Linked DNA regions of Mus musculus: region 2 is linked to region 1. The links are chromatin loops, found by intact Hi-C in ENCODE. Cell type or tissue: left cerebral cortex. All regions are shown on one strand.

Evidence for each region. Hi-C counts contacts between places; a loop is a spot of excess contacts. Peaks named below come from ENCODE experiments on the same cell type or tissue, not always from the same donor. Only the 100,000 strongest peaks of a DNase experiment are listed, where the experiment ranks them.
Region 2: a loop joins it to region 1, with 4 times the contacts of the local background. A loop is called at or near these places in 4 of 42 quality-filtered maps.

The regions. Positions count from the first base shown.
Region 1 is chr3:85,140,600-85,145,599 of GRCm38, reverse strand. No RefSeq gene overlaps it. Among named protein-coding and RNA genes, the nearest start is that of Gm31096, 21 kb to the right of the region's middle. In left cerebral cortex, no CTCF peak of the experiment used is centred here; DNase peaks (open chromatin) are centred at 310, 980 and 1,957; H3K27ac peaks cover 2,917 bases.
Region 2 is chr3:84,981,898-84,986,897 of GRCm38, reverse strand. No RefSeq gene overlaps it. Among named protein-coding and RNA genes, the nearest start is that of Gm30944, 39 kb to the left of the region's middle. In left cerebral cortex, no CTCF peak of the experiment used is centred here; DNase peaks (open chromatin) are centred at 2,324, 4,039, 4,531, 4,855 and 2 more places; H3K27ac peaks cover 4,914 bases.

The DNA.
Region 1 (5,000 bases):
ACACATCCAAAGCCAGGGTCGGGGCCAGTAAAAGGGGGAGTTAATTCTACAGATGCAACAGCAGATCTGGGAAACAGGTTCTTGAGGACCTTTGTCAGAGTCTCACAGCCACGGTGACAGCCCACTGAGCGTGTCTCTAAAATCAGCTCATCAAGGCAATAAAGACCAACAACACAGCCCATCTGGACACATCTGGGCCAAGTGATGTCTCAGCAGTGGGCATCCAACTCTAGGTCGTCCTCAATGCTAGGAAACCTCTTTTTTTCACGTTCTGGAGCAACATGGGAGCACAGGCATCTCCTGGAATAATGTGCTCTTGTGAGATAGAACAGAAGCTAGAGAGGATATAAATACCCTGCAATTCTCTTAAATGCCCTTATTTATAGAAGTGAAAGTTGGAAACCAGGATTCTTGCTGCAATACGAAGAAAGTAGAAACTAAATAAAAATGAACATTTAGCATGTTATGGAAGGGTCAGAGCTCTCTTAGAAGGTGCTCTTTGCAACCACAAAGAAAGGAACTGTGTTCCAGTTTACTCCCCCACCTTCTCACACATGTGCACACATGTGCACACATGCACACACATGCCTGTATTCTTCAGCATCCTGAGGTCAAAGGAAAACAATAAGAGATTGCAACCGCTAGGTCACAACAGTTCCCTAGATTTATCTTCTTTATTTTATAGTGTTGGGGGGTTTCATGCACGTGCGTGTGTGTGTACAGGTACAGTGCACATGTATGCACTGGGAGGAGGGGTAAAGTTTGACCTCAAGAATCCTTCTTCAGGTCTTATCTATCTTTATTTTTTTTTTTTGAGCCAGGGTCTCTCACTGGCTGGGACCTCAATATATAGGGTAGACTCTTTGGCCAGCAAACTTAGGGATCTATCCATCTCTGTCTTCCCCAAGCTGAAACTAAAAATGTATGCTTCTATACTGCCTTCAGAGGTGGAGGAGGGGTGTCAGCATGTCCTCATTCTTAAGAAGCAAGAATTTCACAGTCCAAGCTCCTGCCCCCGTTTTCTCTGTTTAAGATGAAATGAGAACTGGATCTCAAGGGAATCTAGGATCTGCACCAAACCTGCCAGGGCTCAGGGACCGAGGTTCACGTTCCAGGTCTAGACAGGGTAATACAAAACCAAATAGAAAATGGTCATGCCTCAGCAGTACATGGAAGAGATTCCATACAGAAGGAACATGGTGACCTGGCCCTGTGACCCAGATAGGAATCTGCCCTAGCTTCCACATAACTGCTAAAGGCAGCCATTTGCCTCTTGGCTGGCCTCAGTGAACTCTATCTTCTTTTTCTTTCAACCAGGTTTCCCTGAGCACTTCATATGTTTAGCACCCAGGTCGTGCACTAAGAATGCAGGCAAATAAGAAGGGAGGCAGACCAGGACAACTGCATGTCACCATGTTTTGATTGTTACTTTAATAAAGAAAATAAAGAGGCTGCAAGATAGCTCAGTGAGTAAAGCCACTCGCAGGGTCTGATGATCAGAGTTTGAGCCCCAGAACCCACATAAAGTTGGAAGGATAGAGCCAACTCTATAAAGTTGACCTCTGACCTTCATAATATACTTATGGTATGAGTGCATATGGACCCAGAATCAACATGCTCCGAGCTAGATCAGGGACAGAAGCAATGGCCTTTGTCCAGACTGAGCCTCATCTATTTCTACACTCAGAAGGTCTGCCTGCTCTTATCAAGCCCACCATACTGAAGGGAGTCAGATTTTGAGCAGCATGCTGTCTGCATGAAGGGACAGCCAAGTAAGCAGGGCTGCTATGCATTGCCCGGGCCCATGATGCACAATAGCCCTTGGATTTCAGTATCGTCATAGAAAGCTGTGTTCTTGTGCCTAATAGATTCTGACCACCCCGACAGAAGAAGACCCTGTCATTCCCTTGGATTTGCTTGGAGTGATTTCTCTCAGGCTGCAAAAGGAACCCTAGGAACCGTCTCCTAGGGATGGATTGAATCAAAGCCCAATCATACTTACTTTTCCCTTCCAAAAGAAGATGTCCCCCTTGGGTCGCTTAAGGCACGATTCCCGTGCTTATTTACAGAGAGAATGTTCTGTTTCAGATAGCCAGGCGTTTTCTCTCCGAGTTGCAAAGCTGATTTCAGCCACCCAAGAAGTGTTATGAATATACAAACAATATATAAAGCTTAAAGAGCAGGCAAGGCGGTACCACACACCTCCCAACAAAGCTGGCTGTGTTGCAGAGGGGAGAGATGTGATCTTGCTCTCGGATAAAGCCCTCTTCTGCCATTTCACGAGACCTATTTCCCTAAGAACTCTCCAAAATTCCCTGTGTGGCATCACCTCTCACCTCTGACCTCAGAAGTCAGCAATACCCCTTAGTATAAAGACAGAAATTCTTTTCAGCCGTGCTGGCTAAATCCTAGGAGATTCTGGGTTGGGTGAGACCTCCTTCCAATCCCAGAGGGAATTGAATGAAGTCCTGTAGAAAAAAATTAAAATCCTGGACGGTCTCTATGGGGGCTGAAATGAACCATCCTATTCCCCAGCACCTCTCTGACGGTGAGGGTTAATTTATCACACGAAATCCAATCACTTCTTATAAAAGCAGTGCAGGTTTCATTTAGTTTGATGAGGTATATTGCAAGATTTCAGAAAATCAATTTTACTGAGAGCCATATTAAGCCCCAGGGAATATAACACTACATGTACCTCACATAAGTTTTTGTTATTACTCAGAGGATCACTGGGGAAATTATATACTTAGCCTGACGAAAGGTAATGGCTACCTTCATTGTCTTGGGTAACTCCTACCCTGCTTACCTCTGTGAAGTAACAAATAAAAATGGTTGGCCTACCTGAGCTTCCCAGAGCCTGGGGCATGATAACCACTGTGAGCAAGAGCGACTTGATTCTCCACAGAACTTAACTGCTCATAGTATGGGGCTTTACGAAGCAATGCTAAAAACAATGAGTAAGGAATAAGGAACGTAGACTGCATCTATTTTAACCCAAGCCCCGAGTTCTCTAGCTTGCACTCTCAGCAAAGCTCCTGAAAAGGGGTCCATGGTGGGCTCAAAATTGCTATCAACCAATATTCCAGGTTAATATTTCCACAGGCACACCTTTCATAGTCAGGAACTTTTCCACTGTGGCTAAGAACATTCCTAGCTATGCTCATCTGGTCTCTTGGAGACTTTTGTATCCAAGGCAATAAACCAAGCCATCTCTTTATGGGCACCCCAACTTGAAGCTAGTGGCAGGGACTGAATACTTGAGCCAACGTTTGTGATAGCTTCTTTCTCCAAAGGCCACTTCAAGCTAATAGAGGATGTAGAGTGGCTGTCGTAGGAGGGGTGGTGCTCTGGTGCCCCAGTTCTACAGAATCGGCAAGTACCAGGGCTGTGCCTATTTATCCTTGCCCTTGGACTATGTCGTCCAAGACGATAACATCTATCCATGTATAGCCATTGATTTGGCAATGGCTTAAAATCAGAAATCCAGCCCCATGGATACTCTAGTGATACAGGGTGAGTAGCCACTGTGTGGGACAGATATGAACATTCTCACCACCACACAGTGTTCTATTTGACATAGCTGTGTGACAATTCAGGTTGCCATCCTGTTCTAGGAACCTGGGAGCCATCACACAGGCGTGCTAGTCTGGTTCAGGTTGGAGTTATTTACCATTGATTCAGTGAAACATTTTCTAGCTCCTTCATCACTAGCATGAATGGAGGCCAGATATGACCTCTTTATGGTCTTTAGGTCAGGGTCGTTCTCTCCCATCCCACCAGAGACAGCCATGGGGAAAACTGAAAACTGGCTTTGGAAAGTAAATGAAGATGAAAAATATAAGCTTCGGGATAAAGTTCATAGTTTGGAAACTACAAAGGAGGTTTTCATCAACTGGACAGATACCCTATGCCAAGGGCCAGCCCCACTGTTATGGACTGGATTATGTCCCTCAATGTGTATGTTAGCTTTTTTTGGTACTGTAACAAATACCTGTGACAAATAAAATTATAAAGCAAAAAGGGAATTAGGAATATAATGATTAGGTAGGGCATGTGCTTGACATGCTCAAAGTACAGGATTCCAATATAACACACACATATTCATTCTCTCTCTCTCTCTCTCTCTCTCACACACACACACACATACACACACACACAGAGAGAGAGAGAGAGAGAGAAGAGGGAGGGAGAGGGAGAGATTTACTCAGGTTTACAATCTTGAAACTTTCTGGCTATGGTCAGTTGGTTTTTAGGCTTAGTGAAATTAGCATATAATGAGGAAGACTTTGGTAAAGTAAGGTGCTTGTCTCCTAGCCATGGAGAGAGAGAGAGAGAGAGAGAGAGAGAGAGAGAGATCATTATATCAACTAATGGATTTTCACCATTGTTAAATAATATCAAGTAAAAGGTCCTTTGGGGGACATTTCAGATCCAAATACAAAATCCTATATTAGGTCCTAATTCCCAGAACTTTGAATGTGACTATATTTGAAGTTTTTTTTTTTTTTTTAAGAAGTAACCAAGTAAACCAAGGTCATCTAGGTAAGCCACAGCCCCAAGTGACCACTGTGGCCATAAGAGGAGAGTGGGACACAGGGACACACACCAAGGGATGGCCATGAGAAGAGACAAGAGAAGCAACTAGAACACCCCACTAGCCAAAGAGAGAGGCCCTGGAGGAGTCCAGCCCTGCTGACCCCGAGATCCTGGCGTTCCAGCCTTCAGAACTAGGCTGCAATACATCCCCATCACGTGAGTCCCCAGACAGGGACACTTTCCCAGGGACCCAATATGTTTGCACCACGAGTTCTTCACAGTGTGGATTCTTCAAGGAACAAAACAGAGACCTGTGAGACTCGAGCTGTCAAGATCTCTTCAAATGCAGCGGGAGAGTTGTTTAGTTTACATTGCCCATCAACACAATTCCTACCTCAAGCATAACAAAGCAGCTGTTGCCGTGCAGAACTATTGTTCTATGCCTTTGCCTGCAGGGAAAT
Region 2 (5,000 bases), 160 kb after region 1:
GCCTCAAATCTCAGACTATGTTCCAGGATGTGTCTGGTCACAAAAAGGAAGTAACTAGGGGTTGCTAAGGCACAGCGTGATCAGCTACATTATCTGGAGACAGGTTTGTGTATCACTTGTTGCAGGTGTTGGGTGGGAGGGTCCCAGGTTACTAAGTTATCCCTGCAAACTACCTGTGTCAGCTGGAACCCAGAGCCTTGTACATGTCTGGTGAGAGCCCTGTTAACACAGTTATACCCCAGCCCCTCTAGCTCTCTTTTTTAAATCTCTGCTTTTCTTTTTCTCTCAGGGTTTAATTTGTTTTTCTCAAAGGCACCTCAGCAGTCCTTCCAATCAGCTTTCAATTCTGTTCATTTTCTTGTTCCAGTCTAATCTTCTAATTTTTTTATTTTTCCCTACTTTAGCTTTCCATTTATGTCTTCTTAACTCTTTTAATTTTTATTTTGAATAGATAATTTTTCTCCCATATTTCAGTTTCCATGAGCTCTTTTTAAAAGTTGCATTTTACCCCCTTACACGATGCAGTGTTTTCTCCTGTGAGGGTAACATGATTCTTTATAAGATTTCATATTCTTTGTGTGTGTGCACAACAGTATAGGTGTCTACAGAGGCATCAGATCCCTTAGAGCTGGAGGTGTAGGCAGTTGTGAGTCAGCGTGGGTGCTGGGACCCAATGGTGGTCCTCTGTTAGAGCAGTATGTGCTCTTAACCACTGAGCCAGCTCTATAGTTCCATATTATAGTCCCTTACCAAGGTTTCTTATGGTATTTGGGTGGGGGGTGTTACTCTGAAATTTCACCCTTTTTCCAAATGCTCAGCCATCCTATCATATTTAAGAGACTGACAGTGAAAGACCAAGAAACCTGGGCATGATTTTGCATGCTTTCGATTCCCAAGTGCGGGCTAAGATGGAAGTGGGCTAAGATGGAAGTTTCGTCTCTCAGGAAATGAGACTCCACTGCACACTATATTCCCAAAGGGAGACTTTCAGATCCCTGGCACATTTGGGAAGGCATTTTGAATATTGTACCCCGGAAGTCTTATTGATGAGTAAGTCTGAAAATGGTCACCAAGACACTGTTAGTGGTAGTGGCAGTGACGACGATGATCACTGCAAAGTGAATTAGTCACACACTCTGGCCTCCACACATGTAGGATGCCACCGTGTACATGTCTCCCAGTAAATAATAAGTGTAAGAAAAAATTAAAACTTGTAGAGTCACACAGGTGGCTGAAATGGAATTTGGATCCGGTTGTCTCTCCTTCCTGATGATGGTAATAGCACTCGGCTGCTGAGATGTGTTGAGGATTCACCGTGCACGCCTTTACCTTCTGCATGGTCTGGCCTCCTTTCAAGCCTCAGAATGCAGAAGCTTGCTGTTCCTCTCTTTGGATGGCTGTTTTTGGCACACAAGTAGACCAGTAACATTTATTTTTAAAAATTCTTATGTAACTGAAGTATTTAACTTCTGTAGCAATTCCCTGCCCCCCTGCCCAAGGACCTGAAAACAGACCTTCTTTAAAAATTATAATTACATTTATTATTCCTGTAGAGGGAGGGAACAGGCATGTTGAGGTCAAAGGGCAACTCGTGGGAGTTAGTTTTCATCTTCCACTGTGTGGATCTCAGGGATTGAACGCAGGCTGTCATGCTTGATGACAAGCACCCTTCTGGCTGAGTCATCTCGCCCGCCCTAAAAAAGGTGGCTTATGACTTTCCCAACACAATTTCCCCACTCCTCCTGTATTTCCTCTGCTGTGCGGAGCTCAGAGAACAAATTGTTCTCTAGCAACTCTTTTGTTTTTGCAGTTGGAGAGATTGAGGGGATCCCAGCACACAACACTAGAAAACTGACTCGTGTTTTCTACAGTTCTCTCCAGTTGAGTTAAGGCTCGTGGTTGTTATATCTTCCAAATTGATAGGTCAAGAATGAGGATCACTGGTATGATATGCACACACACACACACACACACACACACACACACACACCCTCAGGTTTGCAAGACAGTGAGATATTCTGAATGAGATATACATAGTGCATAGTGGTCCATACCTTTAATCTCAGCACATGGGCAGCGTAAACAGATATAGCTTTGTGAGTCTGAGGTTAGCCCGGTCTATGTAGAGCATCCCATGACATTTAGGGCTGCATCATGAGAACTTTTCTTTAAAAAAAAGGCGGTGGGTGGATCCCCTAATGCAAGTTTCTCTTCTTGTGTGTGTGTGTGCTTGGCAATAAAATGAGATTATCTGTAATAAAAGTGTTTCATTACACAAGTCAATTACAAATATTTACAGTCCAAGTGTACAAGGCAGCTGAAGTTAGAGTAGTTGTTAGGTCTCAAACCTGGGACAAAGAGCTGAGGCGCTGATTTAACTGGATCAAACTGGATCTGGTGGCCAGGTTCTCCCAGCATCCCTCAGTCCCTGTTACAGGGTCCTCTTGGCTGGCATACTCTGCCCTCTACCCTAAACTTCTGCAGCCCAAGGGCTGGGCTGCCCTTCCCCTAGCTGCTCTTCCCTATAGAATCCAGCCATTTTGGCTACACCAGCCCTTTTGGCCTCTTGCTCCAAGCTCCCTCCTCTCTATCCCTCTTCTTCCTTCTCACTTCTCCTCACATGATCCACCTCAGTCTGCTGGTCATGTCCACTATGGACTCTCTCCCTGATGCCTCTGTCTGCACTCTCCCTCCTATCTACCATAAGACTTCTCCTCTACCGTACCTAGTATACCATGCCCTCCTTTTATTCTTTTTTTTTCTTCATTCAGTAATAACTACAAATCCTTAATGACTACATGTCAAGCCCTATACTAACTTGACCTACATTGTGTCATGTTGTCCTCATATTACCTCACCTACAGATGAGAAGACTAAGTTGTGAGACTGGCCAATTCACCTTGAAACTGAAGAGGCTACATAAGGGCAATGAGTTACTGGAAGTTGTAGTACTTTAAGATGGGCATGGGTTGCTGGGAGTTGTAGTCCTCCTGATGGGCAGAGCCATGCCACAATGAGATGCACTTCTAATACACAAACCTAATGATCTCCTTAAACATATCACAAGGAAGGGACCCACATTTACTACTTTGTTGTATGGTTCTGATTCTAAGCACTCACTCTGGATCCAGTTTTGACAAGTCTAAGTTAGTAAGCTTCAGCTCTCCCAAATCCGTATCCAGTGTTTACCGCGGGTGCTCTTCGTTGCATCCTTACCTTTTTGGATCCTTTTGGTGTGTTTAAACTACCACCTTACTTTATCGGGAGTGTCATCAGATTGATAAGCTCGCCTTTTCTGATTATTACTTAGTATGGTGGAAGGACGGTTTGATGAAGTCTTATGAACTTCATTGTGAATCTAAGTCTTGTTAGCAACCTCATACTGAAGAGTGCTTTGCAGTTTCTTTTGTAAGCTGTGAACCTCTTGGGGAAAAAGTAAATTGGCAAAATGTTTTTGTGGCTCATAATAGTGGAACCTTTGGTTTGCAAGGATCATCTCTAAGTAATTTTTTGTTTCTTGCAGACCAGAGCTGTCCAAGTGAAACAAAGTCCACAGACAAACAGAAGAAATAGGTTTTGGCCCAAGATGTTCAGGAGAGTCAGCAAAATATGGATCCCCTCAGTGGTTCCTTGTCCTCCAGAATCCTGGGAAGAATCAGATCTGAAATACAAACACTGCTATTTTTATACTCAATGGTAAACTGGGAAGTGGCCAGGTGTTTGCAGCAAGGAGCGTTCCTAGGAGTTGGAGCTAGACTTCTTTTGTACTCTTCTTCACTGGGGAAAGGTACGCACGTTCTGGTGCTTTCAGCTCGGTGCCTTCCCTTTCCTGAAGAAACTTTCAAATTACCTTTTGATAGTGTTCTGTTGTTAAGAGATGGCAGTTGGCAGGGGCATCCCTCATCTGGGCCTCACAAGTATTAATTGAGTGGCTACTGAGACATGCTGGCTGGTGACAACGCCAGATCATGCTATGTTTGTTTACAATTCAAAGCAATGACTAAGAGAGCCGAGTGCTGCCACTTTGGATCTAACAGGACCTAGCTTGTAGGTGGCAGAAAAGTGCCAAAATGAAAGATTATGTACCAGCTTTTCAGACTGCCATATGGTTTACTTAATGCAGGAGTCCAGAACAGTGAACACCCATAACCACCTCTCATATCCAGTAGCCAGTGATCACTGAGGCAGACACGGGGGTCTCCTTAGTCACTAAGCCTCTTTTCAACTGTTTGCCTTTGGAGGCAGGTCTCATGAAGCCTCGACCTCCTGACCCTCATACCTCCTGAGTGCTGGAATTACAGACAGGGACATCTAGCCTGGTTTTTGTTTTGTTCTGTTCTGTTTTCCTTGCTGGGTGAAGGAGGAAAAGGAACAAGGGAATGCAAGGATGTCAACACAGAAGAAACTGATTCCGGTAGTCTCTGTGTATGTAAAGGTGCTTGTGCATCCAATCTTCAAGATGCAGCAAATGCCAATTCAACCTGCCTTATCAGCAGTTGTTCTCATTCATTCATGGTTTGGCAACACAGAGCTACTTTACCCTTAAGAGTTACACAGCTCTACAGAACAGGATGCCAGGATGTTCTCCTGAACTAGCCCTAAGGCATGGCAGGTTAGAGCCTTCCTTGGCTGGTGAACCTGAGAGAATACAGGCTGCAGTCTAGACCTTTAATGGGGACGAGACAGGCCTAACAGAGAGAAAACAAAAAGTTCTGTGATGGTGGACTGAGACGACGTCAAAGCTTTCCATTTTCCTAGGGAAGGAACCAGAGGGGCAGGGAATGCAGTGGACATCTGTCCCAATAGGCAAGCAGCAGGCCTTCATGTTTCCGGAACACAAGTTCCAAGGCAAGGTAGCTGGGCAGGCTGAAGGCTCTGCTCTTCTGGAGCCCTTATTTCATGAGGTGTGGTGGGGTACCTTTAGGGAGAAGGGTCTAGAAGGACTGGGTCTCAGAAGCTGCCTGCAACTGCTCACTCCCTGGAGACAGGCTCCAAGGAGG